Linked DNA regions of Homo sapiens: region 2 is linked to region 1. A link is a loop called in an ENCODE intact Hi-C map of the cell type or tissue named here. Cell type or tissue: heart right ventricle. All regions are shown on one strand. Each heading gives the region's core, and the rest is flanking DNA. Links, peaks and the distances in the headings are about the cores only.

The links. Hi-C counts contacts between places; a loop is a spot of excess contacts. Peaks named below come from ENCODE experiments on the same cell type or tissue, not always from the same donor. Only the 100,000 strongest peaks of a DNase experiment are listed, where the experiment ranks them.
Region 2: a loop joins it to region 1, with 12 times the contacts of the local background. A loop is called at or near these places in 31 of 110 quality-filtered maps.

Annotation. Positions count from the first base shown.
Region 1 is chr16:87,904,405-87,913,414 of GRCh38, reverse strand. CA5A (carbonic anhydrase 5A) reads left to right here. Exons shown (of 7, transcript NM_001739.2): 3 at 8,511-8,629. Among named protein-coding and RNA genes, the nearest start is that of CA5A, 28 kb to the left of the region's middle. RefSeq lists an enhancer at 3,768-3,837. In heart right ventricle, for the core only: CTCF peaks have their summits at 3,651 and 3,861 (motif pointing right); a DNase peak (open chromatin) is centred at 3,874; H3K27ac peaks cover 274 bases; H3K27me3 peaks cover 1,131 bases.
Region 2 is chr16:87,846,053-87,855,062 of GRCh38, reverse strand. It overlaps SLC7A5 (solute carrier family 7 member 5), which reads left to right. Exons shown (of 10, transcript NM_003486.7): 2 at 3,214-3,339. MIR11401 (microRNA 11401) reads right to left here and starts at 1,167; the gene lies at 1,099-1,167. RefSeq lists enhancers at 251-1,156, 1,330-1,569, 3,877-4,782, 4,626-4,920, 4,783-5,689 and 2 more. In heart right ventricle, for the core only: CTCF peaks have their summits at 4,714 and 4,916 (motif pointing left); a DNase peak (open chromatin) is centred at 4,902.

The sequences.
Region 1 (9,010 bases), core at 2,716-5,215:
GGGAGGATGGCTTGCGCCCAGGAGGTTGAGGCTGCAGTGAGGCATGATCACACCATTGCACTCCAGCCTGGGTGACAGAATGAGACCCCTGACTCAAAAAAAAAAAAAAGACTGGAACATTCAAAACCTGTTGATGGGCCAGGTGTGGTGGCTCACGCCTGTAATCCCAGCACTTTGGGAGGCCGAGGCAGGTGGATCACCTGAGGTCAGGAGTTTGAGACCAGCCTGGCCAACATGGTGGAACCCTGTCTCTGGTAATAATACAAAAATTAGCCAGTTGTGGTGGTGCCTGCCTGTAATCCCAGCTACAGGAGGCTGAGGCAGAATTGCTTGAACCTAGGAGGCGGAGGCTGCAGTGAGCCAAGATTGTACCACTGCATCCAGCCTGGGTGACAGAGCGAGACTCTGTCTCAAAAAAAAAAAAACCATGTTGCGGTTTGTTGGCGAAGGCCCCACTTCCTTTAGCCACCACCGGCGCCGACCCTGTTGCCCCTGTAATCCCATCTCCTGCTGCCCCTGACAGTGCCTTCGCCGGCTGGTGCTTCCGCCTGTTCCGTTGTGGTGGCTGCTGTCACCAGGGTCCTTTCCGCTGGTCGTCCCTTTCTGCCTGGAGCCGCCATTATCTTCACCTGACAAATAGAAACCCATCTTCAGGGCTCCACTGAAACGCCGCTTCCACGGGGGCCCTCCTGGGCGTCCCAAGCAAGTTTAGGGCCCCAAAGCCCACACTCTCACCTCTCAGACACACAGCTTTTTATCTCTACCACCGTCTGCCCCTCCTGGATTCCACGCTCTGCGAGGGCAAGTCTGAGCCCAGAGCCTCCTCCCTCTGTCCCTTGTACTGAGCGTGGTGCCCGGCACGTGGGAGAAAGTCAGTGGGTGTTTTCGGATGAATGAGGGACTTTTCTTCTTTTATGCTTGCATGGTTGGCAAAGCCCTTTCTTATGGACGTGTTCTTAAGACATATTTATCTTTCGACGTCTTTACGTGCAGGTCTCACCTTGAGAATCGTGGTATCTGCTTCAGGGGACTGCGGATCTCTGCCGTGGTGAGATGATGGTGATGGCAGTGAGGATAGCAATTTTAGTTTATTTTATTGTTTATTTATTTATTGAGATGGAGTCTCCCTCTGTCGCCCAGGCTGGAGTTCAGTGACACGACCTCGGCTCACTGCAACATGCACCTCCCGGGTTCAAGCGATTCTCTCACCTCCGCCTCCCAAGTAGCTGGCACTACAGTCGCGTGCCACCACGCCCAGCTAATTTTTGTATTTTTAGTAGAGACGGGGTTTCACCATGTTGCCCAGGCTGGTCTCAGACATCTGACCTCAAGTGATCTGCCCGCCTCAGCCTCCCAAAGTGCTGGGATTACAGGTATGAGCCACCGTGCCTGGGCGATGACAGTAATTTTAATAATAACAATAACACCAGTCATAATAATAGTAAGTGGCTACCATTATTTGAGCTCTCACTGCGTGCCAGGGACTGTGAGGGAGGTACTTTGTAAGCATCACCGTACTCAATCCTTGCCATGGGCCCCTGAAGTAGGCATCATTATCCTTTTATAAACGTCTAGTCTGGGCCACAGACCTATAAAACAACTTGCAAAGCCCCACCGTGTGAAGCCAGGATTGGAGCCCACATTTGCCTGGCTTTCAAACCAGTGCCAATATGTGATGGTCTCAGAGGCTAACTTCCAGGGAGCAGTCTAGGTTCCATCGTCGCGGAGTTCTGTGGGCAGGGGCTTGCAGTGGCTGCGGCCCCTGCCTGCCTGGGGAGGTGGCACACAGAAGCCCTCAGCCGTGTCACCCTTTACAGCTTGGGAACGTGCACTACCTCCCAGAGTGGCACCGGAAGCAGGCCGGTCCTTTGCAGCATCATGTTATTTGAAATTTCCAGTAATTAGAACATCTCAAACTTCTCGTGTACTAATTTTAAGCCTTCAAACAACCCGTGCCTGCCAAAAGCCTGCTCATCTTGGTAAAAGCCCCGAACTACAAATAGATGGCTATTAACAGCATCTGTTGTAATAGCAGAGACAATATTCTCTGGGGCCAGCACGTCACAGCCTGGAGCCGGCCCCAAACGTCATCTGTTATTATGTTTGGAGAGTCTGGCACGCGCTGAGGCAATCGTTCAATTATATCTCCATGAGCCGGTTCTGACGCACCTGCTTACACAGAACGCTGAGGCAACAGTGGCCAGTGCTGCCCGGTGGACCAGCCCTGCTGATAGCAGAGTCCGGGGGATGGGGGCTGGCAGCTTAAAGACCCCTTTTCGTGAATTGGGCTTGCCTTTTTTTTTTTTTTTTTTTTTGATTAAGGAGAATACCCTGACATTGTATTGTCATTATGAAAAGTCACTTTAGGCTGGGCACAGTGGCTCATGCTTGTAATCCCAGCACTTGGGGAGGCTGAGGCGGCAGATCCCTTGAGGTCAAGAGTTCAAGACCAGCCTGGCCAACATGGTGAAACCCCGTCTCTACTAAAAATACAAAAATTAGCTGGGCATGCTGGTGGGTGCCTATAATCCCAGCTACTCGGGAAGCACAGGTGAGAGAATCGCTTGAGCTCAGGAGGTGGAGGTTGCAGTGAGCCAAGATCTGGCCATTGCACTCCAGCCTAGGTGACAGCAAGGCTCCATCTCAAAGAAACAAAAACAAAAACAAAAATTAGTGGGGTGTGGTAACACATGTCTGTAGTCCCAGCAACTCAGGAGGCTGAGGCAGGAGAATCACTGGAACCTGGGAGGCAGAGGTTGAAGTGAGCCGAGAGCACCCCACCGCGCTCCAGCCTGGGTAACAGAGTGAGACTCCACCTAAAAAAAAAGAAGTCACTTTGAGATTATTTTATCCAGGTCTGCAGCCTTAAATTGGGTCCCTAACTTTACTGGCAAGGCAAGTAGCAGAGTTTGGCCTGAACCCTACTACAAAAGCTGAGGGCCTGGACCGTCAGACCTGGGTGAGGTTGCCGGCTAAACTGGGGCAGGTGACCGAACCTCTCTGCGTCTCAATTTCCTCATCTCAAAGTTGGACTCACAGGACCTGCTCTGTAGGGCCATTGTGAGGAGTTCATCCTGGGAGGAACATAAAGTTACCTCGCAATGCCCAGCAGGTAGCAGGTGCCCAGCGAACGCCAGCTCCTCCGCTGCACTCTGGTACACACCAAGCCTTCTCCATCACGACAACGACGTGAGCTCATGGACAGGATGCGTGGTGCCCGGGACACGGCAGAACCTGGCCAGTGAGAGCCTTTGCCCCTTAATCAGCTGTTTCACCCCATGAAGGCTTCAGTGGCTTCCAGTTCGTTGTTTTTTGTTTGTTTGTTTGTTTTAGAGTGCTTCCTTTACGTCAAGCGTTGTGCTAAGGACTTCGTATTTCCCATGTGACTTAACCGTAACAGCAGTCCTATGGTGGGGGTTCAAGGATCATCCGCACTTTACAAATGGGGAAACTGAGGCTAGAAGGGGTGCAAAAGCTGGACCTAGAGCACACAGTTTGGGAGTGGTGGCCCCAGCTTCTGAACGTGCGTCCGACTCCAGACCCCACTCCTGACCCCATGCTGTGTTGTCTACAGGAAGAGTAACGAAACACGGCTTTCCAGTTTTTAAAGAAATACGCTTGGCATTTTGCTGGTGGGCGGTCTTCGCGGCGCAGGTCTAATTTCGGAATTTACAGTGGGATTTAAAATTTGCAGTGAGATTCTCTGTTTCACCTTGAAAGAGGCTCAAGGTGTATGAATCCCACACTAGACTGATGCTGAAGAGGAGCCTGTGGAATCCACACCCGCTGGCATTTCCAGTAAAAAGGCCTCTGTGTCTTCCTGAAATGCGTGCGCCCCGCGCGGGCTACGTTGCTCTTCACCGAACTGCCACCAGGGGCCGCTCCAGCCCAGCCCGAGTGATCCATCGGCCCCTGCACCTGCTGTTCCCGAAAACGCAGCGGCCCAGCCTTCCTTTGCAGTTATCCTCTTAGAAGAACGAACGTTTCGCTTCCCTCCTCATTTGCGTATCATAGAGCCAGAGAGACCCAGTAGCCTTTTTGGGTTTTCCCCTGAGCGTGCTTGGTCCCCAGCCCAGGGTGGCCGCCGTTTCAAGCAAGTCCCTTGTTCAGGTACAGGCGTGCAGATGCCCCGAGCCAGCCTGAGGAGGGGCCGCATGTCCCGAGGGCCCCATGGTTCCCCTCAGGAGGCAGATTGGAAAGGGCTGACTTGTCTCTTACTCCAGTGAGTAGAGAGGCGGGGGATCCGGCCCATCAGAGGCTGCTGCAGTAAAGAATTCTGTGAGAGGCTGGGCACAGTGGCTCACGTCTGTAATCCCAGCACTTTGGGAAGCCAAGGCAGGCGGATCATGAGGTCAGGAGATCGAGATCATCCTGGCCAACATGGTGAAACCCCGTCTCTACTAAAAATACAAAAAAAAAAAAAAATAGCCGGGTGTGGTGGTGCGCACCTGTAGTCCCAGCTACTTGGGAGGCTGAGGCAGTGAGGCAGGAGAATCTCTTGAACCCGGGAGGTGGAGGTTGCAGTGAGCTGAGATCACGCCACCGCATTCCAGCCTGGGCGACAGAGTGAAACTCTGTCTCAAAAAGAAGAAAAAGCAGAAGAAGAAGGAGGAGAAGAAGAATTCTGGGACAGCTCGGGGTCGGGAAGGATGAAGAGATGCCTGTGGGCTCCAGCCCTGCTGGAAACCCTTGGGAAAGTCTTCCAGCCCCAGAGTTAGCACAGCACCTTACCCTGCAGAGGCTCAGGGCTCACAAGTCCCTTCCGGTCCCAGCAGCTCCCGTTCCTGGCCCTTGTTGGTTGGCCACAGTCTGGAGGGTGACTTTTCTACTAGGTTTTGTGGGTGGGGATCCGGCAGGCATCGGCTGTCAGTGGACTTATGCCTCATGCAGTTGGCGTCGCTCTCTTTGGAACCCTATTTATGTGCCTACGTAGAACCCTAGGGTGCTTGAGCTGGGACCAGGAGAAACGTGTAGTAACTCTCTTTACACAGACGAAGCTGCGGAGCCCCTGAAGGGTGTGCGATGCGCAATCACCACCACTGCCATCATCAGACAACACTTTACAAAATGCCTCCTGCCTTGTCTCCATTTATCCTGCCCGCCCTTCTCATTTAACAGGTAGAGAGGCTTAGGCTCAGAGAGGCTAAGCTACTTGCCCAGGGTCACACAGCAAGTTAGAAGCAGAGCTGAGTTGCAAATCCAGGTCTTTAACTATTTCTGTGTTCTGTGGACTTTCCTAGAGATCCCAGGCGGTTCCCCAACTGCCGTGGGAAAGGCTCGATTCCACTGTAACACACAGAGCTGCTTACCGACCAAGTGATTCGATGAATAAATCAGTGGACTGACTAATCCCATTCGTTCCTGTATTCATTCATCCCATGAGGGTTCGTTGTGTGCCTTCGATGACCCCTTCCTGCACTAAGTCCTGTTGATACAGTGATGGTCCAGACGGAAACAACCGCTTTTGTTTGTTTGTTTGTTTGTTTTTGAGACGGAGTTTCACTCTTGTTGCCCAGGCTGGAGTGCAGTGGCGCTATCTCGGCTCACTGCAACCTCCGCCTGCCAAGTTCAAGCAATTCTCCTGCCTCAGCCTCCCAAGTAGCTGGGATTACAGGCACCTGCCACCACACCTGGCTAATTTTTTGTATTTTTAGTAGAGGTGGGGTTTGACCATGTTGGTCAGGCTGGTCTTGAATTCCTGACCTTGGGTGATCTGCCTACCTTGGCCTCCCAAAGTGCTGGGATTACAGGCGTGAGCCACCACACCCAGCCTAGAAACAGCCTCTGCTCTAAGAGTGCAACTGGATGGGACTTAACTCAGTCTTACAAATGGCATCTACCAGGCTGGGTCCAGTCTAATTTGTCCATGAAGCATCCATCATCCCTGCCTTCTAGGCATTTCTATTCTAGAAGAGATGATACAGACATGCGTGAATTTCCACACAGTAAACTTATCATGAGTGAGCCCATCCCAAGAGAGAGAGGCAGACCCCCTGGGAGGCTCCACCCTCAGTCACCCATCAATGCACTTTGATGCTGCTGGGGCTGGTCGGCTGCAAACCCCCTTTCCCCCACAGACACAGGCCGAGGCAGAAGCGAGCACAGAGCTCACCGTGCTCCCATTTTGTGGTTCTGTAAGTTCCTTAGATTGTGTTTTGGAGGCCAGGCACGGTGGCTCACGCCTGTGTTTTGTTTTTGAGACAGAGTCTCACTCTGTCGCCCAGGCTGAAGTGCATTGGCGCAATCTCGGCTCACTGCAACCTCCACCCGCCAGGTTCAAGCGATTCTCCTGCCTCAGCCTCCCAAGTAGCTGGGATTACAGGCACCCACCAATACACCTGGCTAATTTTGTGTATTTTTAGTAGAGATGAGGTTTTATCATGTTGGCCAGGCTGGTTTCAAACACCTGACCTCAAGTGATACACCCGCCTTGGCCTCCCAAAGTGCTAGGATTACAGGCGTGAGCCACTGTGCCTGGCCTAACAAAGTGATTTTATGTGCTTATTGTGGGAAGGACTCTTTCTGTGTATTTTTAAAAATTGAGATGTAATTCATCTGTGTATGTTTAAGGAGAATAGAAGATTTGCTCATAATGGTAGAATTTTAAAACTAGATATGACTCTGAGGTTGCTCCAGACCAACACTGAGATTTTGAGTGAAGAGGGGCAGTGAGCAGCTCTGTGGCTTGGTCCAGCACTTGCCTAGCCCCTGACTGGACTAAAGCCAAATCCATTTTCCATTTTCCAGTTTACACCTTGGTGCCTCCAACTATGAGTACTTTTTTTTTTGAGACTGATTCTCACTCCGTCGCCCAGTCTGGAGTACAGTGGCACGTTCTCAGCTCACTGCAACCTCCGCCTCCCAGGTTCGAGCAATTCTCCTGCCTCAGCCTCCCGAGTAGCTGGGATTACAGGCACCCGCCACCACACCCAGCTAATTTTTGTATTTTCAGTAGAGATGGGTTACACCACGTTGGCCAGGCTGGTCTCTAACTCCTGACCTCAAGTGATCCGCCCGCCTCGGCCTCCCAAAGCGCTAGGAGTACAGGTGTGAGCCACCACGCCCAGCCCAAGTACTTCTGGTGTCGGGAAACCACCAGGAGTCAGCAGTGTCAAGCTCCCCAAGGCATTCATCACGCGCTCAGTGCTTTCCTGGCTTTTGCCACAGCGGGAGGTGACATGAGGCTCCTCCACAGCTATGGGAGGCACTCGGGCCACCCTGAATTCGGGATCAGTGCTCCAGTTCTGCTGGCGCCTTCCAGCCTTGCCCAGCCATCCCAGGAGCACGCTGTGCTGCTTTCAGTGAAAACGTGTGGAACGGGTACCCCATTTGTAGCAGCTGCTGATGGAAATCTGTTAGTGACAAAGTACTTAGACACAGGAGAAGCCACCCACATCCGAACCCCTGGGGAGCTCGTTAAAAGGCAGACTCCCAGCACTACCTGGACGTGGGAATGGCAGCCATGACTCTGGGGGCCAGAGCCAGAGGCCTCAGCGAGCGATGCTTATGGCTGAGCCCCACATGTCAGGAGAAGCAAGCTCCTGGGAGGCTGCACCTGGCACTGTGCCATGGAGAGGGGCACCCCGAGGCCTGCAGGTAGAGAGTGCTGACTCCAAGGTGAGTGTTTAGGGTGACTTAGGAAGGAAGGAGTGTTCCAATAAAAGCTGGCCCTGTGGTGGGCCTAGATTAAGCAGGGACTGCCAGAGATCAGGACTGATGCTACAGCTCAGGGTCTTCTTATTTAAAGACCTTGCTCACCCAGGAGCGGTGGCTCACACCTGTCATCCCAGCGCTTTGGGAGGCAGAGGCGGGTGGATCACCTGAGATCAGGAGTTTGAGACCAGCCTGGCTAACATGGTGAAACCCCGTCTCTACTTAAAATACAAAAATTGGCTTGGCCTGGTGGCACATGCCTGTAATCCCAGCTACTCAGGAGGCTGGGGCAGGAGAATCACTAGAACCCAGAGGTGGAGGTTGCAGTGAGCTGAGATCATGCCATTGTACTCCAGCCTGGGCAATAGAGTAAGATTCTGTCTTAAAATAAAACAAAACAAGACAAAACAAAAACTTTGCTCATTGTGTGTTATTTTATAATGTTATTTGGTGATAGGATTTAAGCTGCTTTTAAAAAATATTTGGAAGACACCTTTTTTTTTAATTAAAGTCTGGAAATCTTATAGGACAGGCAGGCATCACAGAAACGTTCTTTACGGATTTCTGCCTGCAGGGAGTTGAGGCCCTCACCACCACCCAGTGGCAGCACTGGGACCCTGCCTTCATTCCACATTTACTGTGAACCTCTGGGCAGGCGCTGGGCTGGGGGGGGGCAGAGTGAATGGGACAGACAGAGCCCACCTTTCACGGAGCCCACCTTTGGCTTGTCACTTCAACCATACAGCAACCCCTTGCGAGTGAACTCATATAACCCTAATGTAGACAATGCCTCAGGTAACACCACAGCTCAACAAACAGACAAAATGACACACACGTCTCACTGCCTTTATTTCCAGGAATTAGTGGTGGGCCCTTGGAAAACCACTACAGACTGAAGCAATTTCACTTCCACTGGGGAGCAGTGAACGAGGGGGGCTCAGAGCACACAGTGGACGGCCACGCGTACCCCGCAGAGGTTTGTAGACGTGGCCTAACAGCACATATCTGCACACTTTCCATGTCTCCGGCTCTATGGTGGGGGGTGAACAAGCCATGCGCGCCGCTCAGATGTGAAGGATTTCCTGGGGCCTGGGACTGTCAGTGCTCAAACCAGAACCGTCGGCCGCCCCACCCGTTTAGTCACACCTCTCCTACGAGGAAGGCGCTGTAAGTTCTCTCTCATTTAACGGAAGAAGAGACTGAGGTTCTGAATGGTTACGGAACTTGCCAAAGCCAGACAGCCGGGATGCAAAGTCAGAGCTTGAGCTCTTTGCCGCACTTCACTCAGCTGTGTGCTTGCAGCTGTAGGGACTAGCAAATCCACAAGGCCCTCTGCTGAGAAGCTGAACATCTTTGC
Region 2 (9,010 bases), core at 3,774-6,273, 59 kb after region 1:
GGGCCTCACTGTGACAGGTGTCCTGGCCAAGGCCCTGGCGCTGGCTCTGGGTATGGCCAGGGCTGTCCTTCCTTCACCGGGCTGTGGGCCTTGCTGTCAATGCCCACCCGAAGATGAGGATGTTTCTGTGGCTGATGGCCCTGAAGGGTGGTGGAGACACAGGTGAAGGGAGGAGGAGGGCAGGGGTTCCTCCAATGCACTGCCCCCAAGGCACCCCAGCTCCTCTGGAGCCCCTGCCAGCCAGCCAGGTGGGAGGCAGCCAGGTGAGGACGGGGAAGACAGCACCCCAGACTGGGAGGGGCCCCCAGCTCAGCCTGCCCGGCTATCTGCCAATCAAGCCAAGCCACGCCACGGGGTATCCCCGGACGGGTTTTATCTCCTGGCCCAGCTGTCCCCGCAGGCTGGCGCGGCCACACTTATCTGGGGGTGGCTGGCCCTGTGTGCTCAGCCCCCTCACTCTGACTCAGGGCACAGCCCTGTCGATCTCCCTGCTGTGGGGGCAGCCAGCAGCCCCTCCATGGTGTGGACACTGAGGCTTGGGAGAGGGCAAGTGCCAGCAGGGACTGAGGTTCAAACCCCAGACTTATCCTGTGACTGCCTCGCCTCCTTAAGGTCGAAAGGTACTGAACCCAGATGAATTCATGTATTTGTTTAAGATTTTATCTCATCTTAAAACGTAAAAAAAAGGACACTGTGGAGAATAATGAAACCTTTGTTTACTCATCACCCAAAGTCAGTGAACATGAAAATTTATGTTCTTGTTATAAAAGGAATAAATATAAGGTCCCCTTTGTTCTATGGCCATTTTGCTCCCCACCTGACTTCAAGACCCGGCCCCCGCCTGTCTGTCCTGTGGTTATTTCCAACGTCAGGAGATGATCTGGTGAACCCTCCCGGTGGCACCCGTCAGCCCCTCCAGACTGTTTTTGGTTGGGGAGCGGCTGGGTTGGAACTGGGCAGGCAGGGTCAGGCTGGCGGTGGGGGGGGGGGCGGGGGGGTCCTGGCCTCTGTCCCACCCACAGTGACAGCCCTGATGGCGTCATTACCCAGCACCACGTCAGTGTGGCAGGACAGCCCGTGGTTGGGCAATTCTGGGCAACTCGCTGCCCTTCCTGGACCCCCCAACCCCCTAGCAGACGTGACAGCCGCAGACGTGACAGCCGCGAGGGCAGTGCTCAGTGTCTCCGCAGCGCCTGTCTGGTGTCTGGAGTTCAGTGGTGGCAGCGTGCCTCTCTCCCTTTTGGGGAGAGGCAGCCTCGAGTGCGGCTTGGCCACACCCACTCCCCGCCTCCCTCCGGGCATGAATGAGCGAGTGATGCAATCAGCCGGCCTCTTGCGAATCCAGAAAGCTCTCCAGAAGCCGGCTAGGTCCCCGAGGCTCAGTTTCTTTTATGGTCGTGCTCCCCCCAACCATAAGGAAATGGGACTGGCAAGCCAGGACCTGCCCCTTGCCCTGTGCAGCGGACAAGGAGCTGCCTAGACCCACTGACCTGACCCTGCTGAGCCCTGAGGGTTGGACTGGAGAGCTCTGGACTGGTAACATCTCCATGTCCCTGGGAGCCCTGGGAAGAGGTGAAGAATCACCTCTTCAGTTTGGGTGAGGAGTGGAAGTTCCGGAATTTCAAGTATTTTATTTTAGGAATAGCAGCGAAAACACTGACTTTCAGACATTTTTCAACCAGACTTTCCTGGTGTGTAGTAGCCGTCTCCGCTCTGGCATCCACAGAATTGTAGCGGGGTGGTTAATTTCTGAGAGATAGGCAGGCGGCAGCCCGTCCCGCACCTCAGGACGTTTCCGGTGTCATTAGTTAATTAGCATGGATGTCTTTCCTCGGGGTCTGTTGCTTACATTGTAAGATTCCACAGGATTTGTTCAGCTGGGGAAAAGCCACTGGAGTCCTCAAGGCCTTGGCTGGCCAGACCTTTCTGAGCGTTACTCCCAAGGGGAAAGAGAGAAGAGGAGCCCACGGCCTTTCTGATGCTCTCACCTTCCTGCAGTCTTAGTGGTGCGGTGCCGGGAGGGCTGTGAGATCTGAGCTGTGTGGGTGGCCCGTGCTGGGCCTTTGCCCACTTCTGGGGTGTAGACGTTCCCACTGGCAGATTTCAAGCTGCTGACAGCGACAGATAACCTCGTGAGCAGAGGAGTGAAGGGTAGTGCAGCAGGCAGTGAGGGGTGTCGTGGAGTCAGTGCCTCGGGATTAATATGATTTTACTTCATTTTAAGTTGTGGGGGTGGCTGTTTCCCCACCAGCTCACAGATCCCTGAATAGTGGCTCAGCGTGCGCACATATTGCAACAGAACCCCCCAAAACACACACACACACGCACACACACACAGTGGCTCAGCGTGCCTATATATTGCAACAGAACCCCCAACACACACACACACACACACACACACACACACACACACACACACACACAGAGGCTCAGAGCTGGGTGCCTTACAGGGCCCAGGAGGACGTGCTGGTGTCTGGAGACCTGTCTGAGCGTGCCTGACCCCACATCTCAGCGCCTCCTGGGGCAGGCGTTCTGGCCATCTGTGTGGGGTCACTCAGGCTTCTGAAGCACACGGTGCTATTTTGGGTTTCATCGTATGCCCCCAAAGCAGCAGGGCAGCAGGGTCTGCTCTGCTCACCACAGGCCCCTGTGGCCCCTCCCAGGCTGCCGTCCCCAGGTGACTGGCCAGGTAGTTCCGGGAAAGCGGGACACCCCACTTCTGTTGGAATCCACAGAAGATCCTCTTTGAGGAAAGGGCCCCGCCCTCATGGAGTCCGGCAGTCGGGCTGTGCGTGGGTCTCACAGTCAGGTCAGGGTGCTGAGTAGGTACAAAAAGGTGTAATGGGCGCCTTCCAAGTGGCAGGGTCACCTTGCTCACCTGGGTCTCTGGAGGCAGTGACCCCACTTGAAGTCCTGACTACAGGTGGGACTCCATGGCCTGGTGTGGTGGGGGGTGAGGAAAGGTCCCTTGCAGATCTTAAGGGGCACCTGGGATCCAGCCCTTAGACCTGAAAGGACTGCGAAGTTTATCAAAACAGGTCTCAGAAAGTCAGAACGTGCCCTAAGGGCTGGCAGGGGACTGGAGCTGTTTAAGGAGCTTGTTTTTCTGGTGGACCTGGCCCTGGGGTGGGGGTGGGGTCGTCACCTCCCAGCCTACCCCTGAGCTGGCGTCTGTCTGCCCGTGGAACTCACCGCTGCCCTCTGTCTCCACAGTGCTGCTCACGGCCGTGAACTGCTACAGCGTGAAGGCCGCCACCCGGGTCCAGGATGCCTTTGCCGCCGCCAAGCTCCTGGCCCTGGCCCTGATCATCCTGCTGGGCTTCGTCCAGATCGGGAAGGGTGAGTACGTCCCCCAGGCCCCACCGGCGGCCCCTCGAGGCTTTGCCTGTGTGTCCTTCACAGGGCATGAGGTCCCGTCCCCGGGTGCCTCCCAGTCCGCAGCTCTGCAGTGCTGTACAACGTGGAGATTTCCCTCTGGGAAAATCACCCAGCAAGTGAAATCCGACCCAGAGGGGGACACAGGAGTGCTCCCGTGGGACAGCGTGGCCACCACTGGGAGGGGCTCTGGCAGTTTTTCTTGTTTTTTACGCTGCGATGTCTGTGAATCTTGAGAGCCCAGCTGATGCGTTGTAACCTCACCTGGGGGCGATGTGGAACATTCCAGGCCTGGCAGGGGCTATGCCTGCCATGCAGACCTCACCCGAGCCATCTCACCCTGGGTCTGTCAGAGTCCCACGTGCTGTCGCCCCTCACCCACCCCCGACGGGGCCATGCTCCTGGTCATGCTGTGATTCATTCATCATTCCATGGGCAGGTGTGGGATTGTCTCTGTGTTTCTGTCTGCTTTTTAAAGAAGATGAGGTAAGCATGGAAAACAAAACAAACGTGGTAACCCCATCACTCAGACGTGTCCACTGTTAGCATTCGGGAACAGGTGAGAGCAGTCTGGCGCACAGGTTTTAAGGCTGGCTGGCCCAGACTTTGGTCTTGTGCTGTGTGATCTTGGGGAAATCACTGATTCTGAGCCTTTTTCCCAGCTGCTTTTTCTCTTGGGGCTGGTAGAAGGAATAAAGAGAGTGAGTGTGAAACAGCCCCCGCCCCTTTGCACCTGTGTTCTCTGTTGACGTGGACTGACACAGTTGGTATTTTGCTGGGTGTCTCTGGACCCTTTAACACACACTCCATAGATCTGTGTTCTGTGTCTGCCTGCAGAGCCTCCACCCTTTCCACACTGCCATTCCGCGGTGAGGTCGGGCTGGGGTTTCATAAGCAGTTCCCATTTGTGTGGTCACAGACCCTGGGACACACTGTCCTTGGCACTGGATCCCACCCGTGGTTGGGTACAGTTGAAGTGGGGGGCCCTGTTGCTTGAGTCCAGCAGGGATGCCTCTGTCTGCAGTTCCTTCTGAGTTTGTCTCCATCCATGTTGGAGCCAGCCTAGGAGCAGAGCAGTTAGGAGCTGGCCTCCTTCTCTTCTCTCCCAGAGCCTCAGGTAGAGATGATCCCAGTCCTGGAGCTGTGGAGCTTTCGCTGAGTGCAGGCACCCGGCGGATGCACGCTCTGGTGACTCGCAGTCACCGATGGCTGCAGAGAGGCTGCCTGGTCCCACATGGCTGTAGGGGAGGCAGGTAGGACCCCAGGGCTGCAGAGGACAGGGCAAGGACCTTGCTCCTAGAGGCAGGAAGGTCCTCACCCAGCAAGCTGTGAGCTGCCCCGCCCCCATGCACGGCCAGGCCAAAACATGCAGACACAAGGACGCTGCCTCCTCCTGTGTGGGGCCCTGCCTCAGGGCTGGGAGGCTCTCCTGTGTGCACCGTGCCACTGGTGGGCTGTGAACTGAACAGTGCCCCGCAGCACCCAGCACCCAGCACGCAGCTTTAGCTGAGCCTCCGCCTTGCTCCTGGCGCCCCCTGCTGGCTGTACGTGGCACTTCGCCTTAGGACAAAGTCTGGCTGCAGCTGGGGAGGGGTCTCCACACCAAGCAGGTAACCTGGGCCTGCAGGGGGATGCAGTGCCGGGCTATACTGACCTCACCACAGCGAGGCGAGCTCCAGGGGCTGGGGCCAGACTGTCTTTATCAAATGTATCAATCTGTACAAAGTCTGCAGCAGGTGTTAGTTACCTGCCTCATCGTCGAGGGGAAGTCCCACTTGATTCCCAGGTGGCTCTGGAAGGTTGCCCAGGTCAATCCTTCAGGAGCTCGAGCCCATCCCCCATGCATGTGTCTGACCAGGGATTCTCAGAGTCGCCCGGGGTACCAGAGCCACCCAAGAGCTGGCAGGACAGGGCTGGCAGGAAGTCCCAATTCTGAACCTTCCTGGGACCTCAGGTTCCGGCACCTTACTCAAGGCAAGACGAGCTCATTCCATGGCTCCCGGGCACTCAGAAGTTGCCCAGGGAGGTGGTTGGGCCTGAGTGACATTTTACGGGCAGGAGACAAATCCATCCTGTGCCTCCCAGAAGTGGGCACGGAAGGGGTGCTTTGCTCGTGAAGGCCTTTGCTTGGCTGCGCTCATCAGATAGCCAGGAAAGATTTAGGAGGGGAACGTGATTTTTGTAAAAACAAATTTCGGTAGGGAGAGCAAAGAGCTTTTGTTCGACTTGAATACATAATAGGTTTATAATTCCGTTAGCTGTTGAAAGCGTCCTCCCACCGTGCTCCCCCCAGCAATTCCCTTCTGAGCTTTGGGATACAGTGCAGTGTCTGCAGAATTCCTGTCTCCTGTTTGGCTTCAACAGATTTATTTTGTTACCAGATGAATGCCTTGCTTTTAGAAGATACATTGTGTTGACCCCTTTCTCCCAAAGCAGTTGTCCAACTTTATACCCCCCAGTGGACGCAAAGCCCTTGGGCAGCTGCCCCCTCCCCTCGCTGGCACCTGGCAGCAGCGCCCCCAGATACTTCAAGGCAGAGACTCCGGCCTCAATTTTGCAACGACTGGCAAGTGGCCCTTTCCGGGTCTGGAGAATGCAGCGAAAATCTGGCAGAGCAGGCCTGGCCCACGCACCTGTTCCTGCCTGTCCCGCACCCTGGGTGCCCTGCTCCATTGGGGCTGAAAAGGCTCCTCCTTGCTGCCCTTGGCCCCCAGGTGGGCCCTGTGCTATGGAAAGGCACTGGCCCTAGGGTCCTGTAGGCCTTGGCTGACCTGTTTCCTCCTCGTCAGGGAAGTTTGTAATCACCCCTTCCCAGTTGGCCATCCGCAGAACCATCTTCTGTCCCGTGTGCCGCATCTATGCCGGGTCCCAATGAGAACATGGCCCCGCATCCAGAGCTCATGGGGGGACCTGAGAGCCATAGGCACGTGAATGGGAGAGTCGCAGTGGGGAATAAGCGGGGCCCTGGTGCAGACCAGAAAAGCCCTTCTGAGGGGTTGGGCCTTTCCTGAGATGCGGGCTGGGAGGGGCAGCTGGCTGAGTGACAGGGGCGACTCTGCAGGGGCCTGAGTGGTCGGGAGCCCTTGCCTCCTCCGCGTCTTGGGGGAGTCATGGCTGCCCCTAGGCTGGGGCATGGGGACACGCAGGCTTAGGTGTCACATGAGGTTCTACAGTTAGTCCCAGCCTTTTCGAAAGGGAGACAGTACTCATGAGGGTTCAGATCTGACCCACCGTCCCATGAGTCCACTCGCAGGCTGTTGCCTAAGGAGAGGGTGGCTGGGCCTTCGCCTGCAGGGCGGAGGGTGGGAGCGAGGGCACAGGCTCTGCCGTCCCAGCCCAGCAGCAGCAGCACGTCCCTCCTGGAGGACACAATGGGGCGCTTTGTGCTTTGCTTGGGCTGCAGCCGTCAGCGGCAGAACAAACTAATCTCTCCTTGAACAGTTACAGATTGGATAGTTGGGCAGATTTAAAAAAAAGGTTGCATAAAAACTTTCTTTTCCTTCTCCTCCCACATTGTACTGTTGGAGGTCAGTATTCCCCTGGAGCAAATTTGCCCTTTCACTCTGTCCACAAAAAGGAAAGAAAGCCGCAGCCTGCCAGGGCGGCGTGCCTCTTGCTGTCCTTCACCCCAGGAGGGGAAAATGCTTCCCCTGGGCAGGGCTCAGACCCCGGCTGAATGGCTTTGCTGAGCTGCTGGGCCCTGGGTCCCGGTGGCCGAGACCCCTGGATGTGACCTACACCTATGAGTAGGGCACTTCTGGACGGTCCCGTGTCCCAGGCGGTAAATACGTGTGTGCCACTGGGCTGTGGGGCAGGGGCCTGCATTTGTGTGTCACGTGACAGTTTTGAAATGATGGTTTTCCTTTGGTTCTTCAGCTAGTAGGGCCCCTTAGACTCAGAGAAGTGGGGTGCCCTGCCCCAGGTCCCACAGCCGTGAGCAGTGGGCAGGTCCCTCCCCACCCCCACTGTGACCCTGGGTGCAGTGTGCAGGGTCATGCGCTGCTGGGGGGAGGCCCACACCTCTGTTCCCAAGGTGCGTTCGGGTGGACAGCACTGGGCCCATCTGCTCTTGGGAGGTTCACGTGGGGTGTCATGTGTTACGGGAAAAGCTGACGGGACAGTTCCTGAGTAACACGTCCATCCTGAGAGGGTGGAGGTCTGGAGGACATTCCTTTTCAGACTGGTCTCTGAGCTTCACTGAGCTTCCTTGAAGGCAGCCCCCTGAGCCCCTCCCGATGTCCCTCCTGAGGAGCTTCCTGGAGGAAGAGGTGCCGCCTCCCTCATCTGGCCCTCATCTGGCTGGGGGTGTGCGGCCCTGTCTTGGTCTCCTCTTCCTGTGGGTGGGGGCGTCCAGCCCCCAGACGATGTTTCTGACAAAGGCCCCCTCAGTGGTCACAGCACATGCCCAGCTGCTGGGCTGTTCTGGTGAGAAAAACGTTTCACCCACACCTTGGCTGTCTGTGGCTCTGGGGTGTGGAGGGGTCGCCTCGTGGACTGAGAAGCCCCCCTGGGCTGTGGCTTAGAGCTGTTCCTTCTTCTGGGCCTGGCTTCACCTGAGTGTGTGCGTGGACCCATAGCTGGGCTTCTAGGCGCTCCCAGCAGAGCTCAGCCCAGCCTGCTCTCCGAACCCCAGATCAGGACTGTGGGCTTCTAGGGTGCCCTCCCGGAGAGAGGGCAAGGGCAGGTGCTAGATGTGCAGCTGCCTTGGGATTCTAGTTTTGCCGCCCCCCGGCCAGGGTGTCTGAGCCTCGGTGTCTTCCCCTGGGAAATGGGCTGTCCTCCCTTGCAGGGAGGAGGCCAGGCTCACCGCGTCCCCGGCACGGGAGCCACTGCCATGCAGGGTCCAACAGCCCCTTTTCCTCACCTCACGCCCTGACTGCCGCTTTCTCCGGGGGTGACAGCAAGAGCGGAGCAGGCCTGGGTGGGTGGGTCTCAGCTTCAGAGGGTCTGGTGCCAGGGCCCTGCTACCTGGATGCCGGCGGGAGAGTCGGTGAGAGGCCCCGCCAGGCCAGGGACCCTGATGCCCTGGGCGGGGTGCTCGGCCTCCTGGCTCCTAGACACCCCCTCGCTGTGTTTCCTTGTGGGAGAGTGAGCTGTCTGGGGCCTCCTCTTGTGTGGACAAGGATCCTGTCAGATCAGGCCCCACCCTGAGGACCCCACTTACCCTTAATCTGTAGAGGCCCCATGTCCACGTACAGCCACACCGGGGTTAGGGCTTCCACGTCTGAGTTTTGGGGGACAGGATGGAGCTTCGGGCCCCGCTCTCCTGGCAGGAAATAGGGCAAGCCCCAGGGCCTCAAAGTGAATCCCAGCTGGGTACAGGCTGTGTTAACCAAGGGAGGAGTCGGCCACAGCTCGGCCTCGAGCTGCCAAAGCTCACTTTCCAGAGAAGCTTCCAGGCTGGCCTGCCTGTGGGGGACTCCAGGGCATCTCTCTGTGAGGCATCTCAGACAGTCTCAGGGTCATGCAGGGACAGACAGGACATTGCGCTCAGGAGCTCCCAGATTGGTGCCAGGCTCGAGTGTGGCTCCACTCCGGACAACCTGGGCCTGGAGCCAGGGCTGCGGCGTTGGCTGCCCCAAGGGTGGGTACTTCGCGACTCAGGGCACCTCTTTTGGGCCTCGAAGACCTCGCA